Linked DNA regions of Homo sapiens: region 1 is linked to region 2. A link is a contact called in ENCODE Hi-C data. All regions are on one chromosome and are shown on one strand. Each heading gives the region's core, a stretch centred on a gene start or an enhancer-like site at or near the end of the contact. The rest is flanking DNA. Distances are from core to core; before and after follow the strand shown. Region 1 holds the start of FRY-AS1 (FRY antisense RNA 1). Region 2 holds the start of B3GLCT (beta 3-glucosyltransferase).

The links. A loop is a pair of places that touch in the nucleus more often than their neighbours do. Pooled maps may share reads with other maps.
Region 1: a pooled map shows a loop between it and region 2 (4-fold over the local background). The contact joins the promoter of FRY-AS1 here to the promoter of B3GLCT in region 2. A Hi-C loop is called at or near these places in 5 of 50 pooled maps.

Annotation. Positions count from the first base shown.
Region 1 is chr13:32,029,724-32,033,102 of GRCh38, forward strand. It overlaps FRY-AS1 (FRY antisense RNA 1), which reads right to left and starts at 1,916. Exons shown (of 4, transcript NR_103839.1): 1 at 1,728-1,916. It overlaps FRY (FRY microtubule binding protein), which reads left to right and starts at 2,051. Exons shown (of 61, transcript NM_023037.3): 1 at 2,051-2,142. The coding sequence starts at 2,073.
Region 2 is chr13:31,198,691-31,201,566 of GRCh38, forward strand. It overlaps B3GLCT (beta 3-glucosyltransferase), which reads left to right and starts at 1,285. Exons shown (of 15, transcript NM_194318.4): 1 at 1,285-1,464. The coding sequence starts at 1,395. RefSeq lists silencers at 926-985, 1,036-1,935, 1,996-2,245.

The DNA.
Region 1 (3,379 bases), core at 666-3,165, 830 kb after region 2:
AAAAATCAATGTAGCTAAAATTTAATGAAGTGTTAACTATGGGCAAGATACTATGCTGAGCCCCTTTCATACATAGTGTTATTTATTGTTTCCAACAACTATAGGAAGAAGGTACAACCCCATTTTACAGATGAGGAAACGAAGGCTTAGCAAAGTTAATAGCTTACTTTGGGGCTCAAAGCTAGTAAGGGCTGGTGCCAGGAGCGAACATGGGGCCCTGCCTTGAGAGCCCATGCCATCGTTAATCGCAGGGCACTGTGCAGCCTACCTGTTCATTCACTGCCATCTGAGTCTTGGCAAGCATCAGATGGGCGTAGGTATGAAATTTATTTTCAGATATAATAATTGTTTCAAGGTAAAACCTTTGGGTCTTATTTTACCTAGAATCCATACATTCAAAGTACAAGTGATAAAATCAGTTCAGCAACTCTAGTATGCACATGAATTAAAAAGAAGTCAATCTGGTGAGAGATTTCATCAGAATAAAGTGTATAAGTGGAGTTGGAAATCTGAGTGATTGAGTGCTTGCCATTTGGGTAAGTGTAATGAGTTTGAAAAACTAATTGTATTGATGAAGTATCTTAGGGCCTTTCAGAACATAGTTCTAGAAGTTTTATTTAGTGTTGAATTTTAAAAATTCTTTGTCCTAACAATAAAAGTACATTGTAGTCTTTCCCTTCCATTTTTAAAATGAACTGTTAATCTAGGAAGTCCTGTTTGTGTGTTGATTTGGGGAGTTAGCCCAACATTTGCTATGTTAAATACTTATTAACATGGTTTATTACTTTTTTCTGTTTTTTAGACAACATTAATCATGAATGTACTGGGACTTGGGAAGGATCCTGTGGTTTATGAGATAGTTGGCCAAATCCCACCTCTTCCAACATAACCTGTCATTATTAAAATATAATACTCTTATTTAATCCCCTGGTCAAGCTAAATGATAATGTGAAACAAAGCTAACCAAAATCAGGACACCTGATATCAAGAATTCATGAAATCAAGAGCCATTGTAGAGCAAGGAATCTAATGCTTTTGCTTCTTATCCTTTTCATACAAATAAAATAAGCTTCACTGGGCTTAGTGAGTCTTAGAAATGAGAGGTTTGAGAATAAGATCCATTGTGGAGTGTGTGACATTACAAAAACAAGCCAACTAAGCAGTGTGTACTGTCCCCTTAGAGTGCACACGTTCGGGCTCCGATGCCCCTTGAAAAGACTGCATTTCTGGGAGGGAAAAGTAAAAATGCAGATACCACCATGCGTGTGGAAGGCAGGGAAGAAAAAGCCCAGACAAGCGTCCTCTTGTTGAGTCTCTTTACTGCAACGAGGCTGACGGATGGGGTTTTTCAAAACGTCGCTGCAACCAGATGCAAGGCTGCAGCTTTGCTTACCGCAGCGTGCTGCAGTTGTGTTTATTTCAGGGACAGACACAAGGGGAAGCAGCAGCCAGAGCACACCCGGGCCGCTCACGGGAAGCCTTGCTGAAGAGAGAGGATCCGCAGAAGCTGGGAAATTCCTCCCGCAGCCTAGGCGGAGACTGAGCCGCGGCTCAGGTTGAGACAGTGGGCAGGGGCAGGGGGCGGCGCTCCCGGCCCATCCCTTAGCCCCGCGGCGGCCGTGTGGGCCGGAGGCTGCCTGCACCGCGTCAGGGAGGCCGGCCTAGAAACCCTCCCTCCCAGAAGAAAGCCGATCCCAGTTCAGGTGGGGTCTTCCTCGGTTGCGTACCTGGCTGGAGCCGAGCTGGTGGGCGGCCGGCAGCCGGCGTTTCTGGTGATGACAGCCCCGAAATGAAAGCAGCGCGGCCGCCGCCTCCGAGGGCTGCAGGGAGATCAGCGTCCAGCAAATAAGAAGCAAGTCCTGGACCCGGAGGAGGAGGAGCGGCCGAGCATCTCTCTCTGCTCCGCCGTGTCCTTTAGATGAGCACTCCCGGCCGGAGCCGGAGGTGGATCCGCAGAGCTGCCTCTGGGCGCCTGACCCCGCGCTGACATCACAACCTGTGACAGGCGCATCACGCCCGGTACCTGCTCCCGGCCGCTGCCCGTCCTCCCAGCCTCTTTGTATGCCGCAGACATGGCCAGCCAGCAGGATTCGGGCTTCTTTGAGATCAGTATCAAATATTTACTGAAATCCTGGAGTAATAGTGAGTAATAGAAAATAACCTTTTTGTTTGTTTGTTTGCTGGATGTTGCATAAGGCTGGAGACAGAAAATCTCAACTGGACACATATGTTTGTGAGCCGCGGAAGTTTTTCTTTTTTTCTTTTCTTTTCTTTTCTCTTTCTTTCTTTCTTTCTTTCTTTTTCTTTCTTTCTTTCTTTCTTTTTTTGCTCCCATCTGCTGTGAAAATCAAAATGTCAGAGACTGAACTAGCTTTCCTTAAGTGCAAAGGCTGCAATGGAATTACAGTAGATTGTGTTTGATTAAATTTTCAAGTGAGGCAGCCCTTCAGACTCTGGGGGAGCTCAGGATCAGGCATTCCTGGCTGCATTTCCTGCCTTGATGTTTATTTGATTTGTTCAGGCTTTCTCTAAATATTTTGTGAAGTGTGATTTAATCAAAGGGGTGTGGCAGGGTTTCAGAGTACTTTGTAATTGTTTTTTTAGGGTATTGTCTGAAGAAAGAAAAGTATTTAATAGTCCAAAACCTAGGACATCCTTTTTGTATATAGAGGCATCTGCAGATTTATTTCATCTCTCCCTCTTCCATGTGGATGATGTTCTGAATGCCATTTAATATTTGAATTTTTAAAAATCCTGATGTTTGCTATAGTCCAAATATTGTGCTTTTTTGAAACATAAACAAGTGAGGTTCTGACCCTAATTATTTATTAGGATAGCAGAATATGATGGCTCCTGAAGTTCCATTTCTGACCTACATAAGGATTTTAGCAATACGCTATTTCAAAAAGACAACCTCTAAGCTGCCGTGGATCTGGAATCAAATTAAAATGAGGCCTTCAGGTGATCAATGATGCCTTGTATTTTCCGAACTGTTTAAAAAGAAAGTCTTCTCTATTTCACTAACAGCCTTTGTACTTGCTTTGGATAAAAGATCAGCAGGTATTACTGATGCTTTATTGTTTTAAATAAAAAAATTTTTTCCCCGTGAAAATTTTAATATTGTATTATGTGCATACTGATTAACCTACCTGTGCTCAAAGAGCTAGTGATTAATTGTCTCCTACACAAATGACCTGTGGCCAAGATTGTTCTTATATAAACAAAACCTGGGCAGGAGAACCTGTGCTGCAATTGCTTTGAGGAAAAGAGCTAAAGTACCTTCAGCCTTAAGGTATTCAGGGATGTGCATCTCTAAATGATATCCATAGAAACCATTTTTTCCAGGTCATTTTGCACCACTGTATACACTATGGGGCTT
Region 2 (2,876 bases), core at 35-2,534:
GTCTCCAGGCCTCCTTTTCAAAACAATCCCAGCAGGTATTGCACAATTGCAGACAATACTGTCCTAATGCATTAGAGCCTAAGTCCCCTAAACGCATTCAAGTTAAGAGGGCTCAAGCCTACAAATGTTTATTCAGCACCTGCTTCTCTGTCTCCAGGACATCCTACTTGTATTCCCAGGGCCATCCTACTTGTACTCCCAGGGCCTCCTCCTCCTTAAATGTTTAGCAAGTAGGTGAATGTTGTATGTCCATGTGAAAGATACTGGCATTCCTAGGGTGCTTAGCAGAGTTGCAGTCACATAGTAGGTATCCAACAAATGAGTAAATATGAAGGAAAACATAGAAACTGCCTTCAAGAGGTCATGGGCTAAACTAGGGCTGGGAAAAGCACTTGGTCCTGTGCACTTCCTTGGAAACAGAAGTGAGCCAAGGCTTGAGGGAGGCACGAAGGAGTTCAGAACCACTGAAGGGAGCCTCTAGTTCTTACTTGTAATGCTTTCCCCTTCAGTGCACCACACAACACAACAGGACCAGTCCCCTATCAGGGCCACCACTCTACCGGGCTGGGGAGGAAAGCCCTTCGCAGTCCTGCGGGAACAGGAGGCACTCCCACATTGCTCCACTTCTCTGTATTCCAGTTTAATTAATTTTTATATTTTGAATAAAATTACACCCACTCTCTTCCATTATGGTGAACACTTAAAATTACATTTATAGAAAATTACATTTACACAAACTTGTTTAAAAGCCAAATCCCAGACCTAGGCTATTGGCCAAATTCCATTTAAAGGGGATATTAAGTAAATTAGTTGAGCTGATTAAAAACACCTTCATCAAAGTAGAGCATTGGTGCCAACAATATTAAGAGTTGAACTATTGATTACATTTTTTTTTCCACAGCAGATAATACATTAGCAGGGAGGAAAAGTGATTACTGCTCGCTTCCACTTCACAGGTAGAACTACTGATGGGGGTGACGCGGTAAGGTGGGAGGGCATGAAGGCAGGGGACGCGGCCTAGGTCAGGAGGGACGCAGAGGAGAAAGGAAGAGGAGGGGTGGAGGCTGGTGGCTGGAGGGGGCAGAGGTCAGACGCCTCGAAGGAGGGCGCCGTGAGGGCAGAGCCGCGGCCACCTCTACCGCAGCAGCCCGTCGGGCCGGACACCAGCCGCAGCCGCCAGCCCGGCAGACGCTGGAAGCGCGCACAGGGGTGCTCCCGCTCCCGGCCGCCAGAGGGCGCGGCCGGCGATGGCGCGGCGGAGACGGAGGGAGGAGGGGAGCCGGCAGAGAAGGGTCAGCCGCGGCGGCAGGGCGGCGGCGGCAGCGGCGCAGCTCCGCTCCCCGCGCGTCTCCCTTCCCCGCGCCCAGGTAGGGCGCTCAGCCTCCGCCGCCAGGATGCGGCCGCCCGCCTGCTGGTGGCTGCTCGCGCCGCCGGCGCTGCTCGCGCTCCTCACCTGCTCCCTGGGTAAGTAGCGGGCGGCCAGGCGCGCAAGGGCGAGGCGTGGGGTTCGCGGGCACAGTCGCCCGTGCCCCGGTCGGCGCGGGGAGGGAGGCGCAGGGCGGCCCAGCCCTGCCCCGCCGGCGCGCGCGTCCCGCCGTCCGGTCCCCGCCGCGCCGCGCCGTCAGCAGCGCCCTCTCGCGGCGCCCAGGTGGGACCCGGGCCCGGGACCCGAGGCGTGCCCGCTCGGCCCCTTTCGGTCTTGGGTCCCCGCTGCCGCCCCGGCCCCAGACTCGCGTCTCCCAGCCTCTGCCGCCCCGAACCGGCGGGCGACGGGGCGGCGAGGGCGCAGCAGCCGCCCCCACAGGAAGCGCGCAGGAACTGTGCCACCGAAGAAACTTTGCAACAGCGCGAGTGGCGGCGGCGGCGGTCCCGCCCCCCTGCCTTCCGCCCGCGCTCCGCCGTCCTGCGCGCCCCGCGCCGGGCGGGAGGCTGGACGGGAGCCGGCGAGGCGGCCCTCGAGGCCCCGCGGCTCCTGTTCGACCCCCGGGGGCGAGGACTGCGGTCCCGGTGTCCGCGCGCCCCTCCGCAGGGCCTTCGGGACGTGCCCTGGCCCCTGAGGATAAGCGGCCAGCTCGGCGCCAGCCCTTCCCGGATTCCGACCCGGAGGAGGACAGGGGCGCCCGCTGGGCCTCCGCGGGAGCTGGCGCGGCGGGGAGGCTTGCTCCTGTCTCGGGTCTCCGCTGGGGACATCAGGGGACACGTCTGCGAGCAGAGCAGTGCTTGCCCGGTCTCCTGCTGCTGTAATGCCCATTCTTTTTTATTTCTTTTCTCCTCGCAAGGGCATTTCCCCCCTTTATCTTAAAACGATGTGATAAAAGTTAAAAAAAAAAAAAAAGCAGCCTTGTAATTGACTTTCATGATCAGATTTGTTCAACTTTGAAAGCTTGAGCGAAAAATTATTTTTTTTTCAGACTGCTACAGAGTTTTTGTCCTCTAACCCAGACTTGCTGGTGTGAAAAGGCAATGATTTCAGATTTTTTAGTAATGGCAGAATGGTGCAGTTTAGGAAAAGACGTAGCGTTATTGCGCACTGCTCTTGTTAGCCCACCGGAACCTTGACAGCCTGTTTTTATTTGTATTTAAGCTCTCTGAATAAGGATTAATTTGCTGCATTTGTGTACTTCTGGCATTTCTATAGGCGCTCAGTAAGTGTGGGAAAAGAGCAAGATTAGTTGGTAATTGTTTACATGCATGATTAATTAGGCAGCAGTGTAATTAAAAATATTAGGGCACCTCCGGCAGAGAAGGCTGTAGTTGGTCTTGGGGAGCGACTGAATTTGGCTGGAATCGGCTTCAGTGGAAGAAGGGCATTGCTGGGTGGCAGCCCTGGGAGAAAGGGAGGTTGGAGGTTTGGGAAAGCGACTGGGTGACTCCTG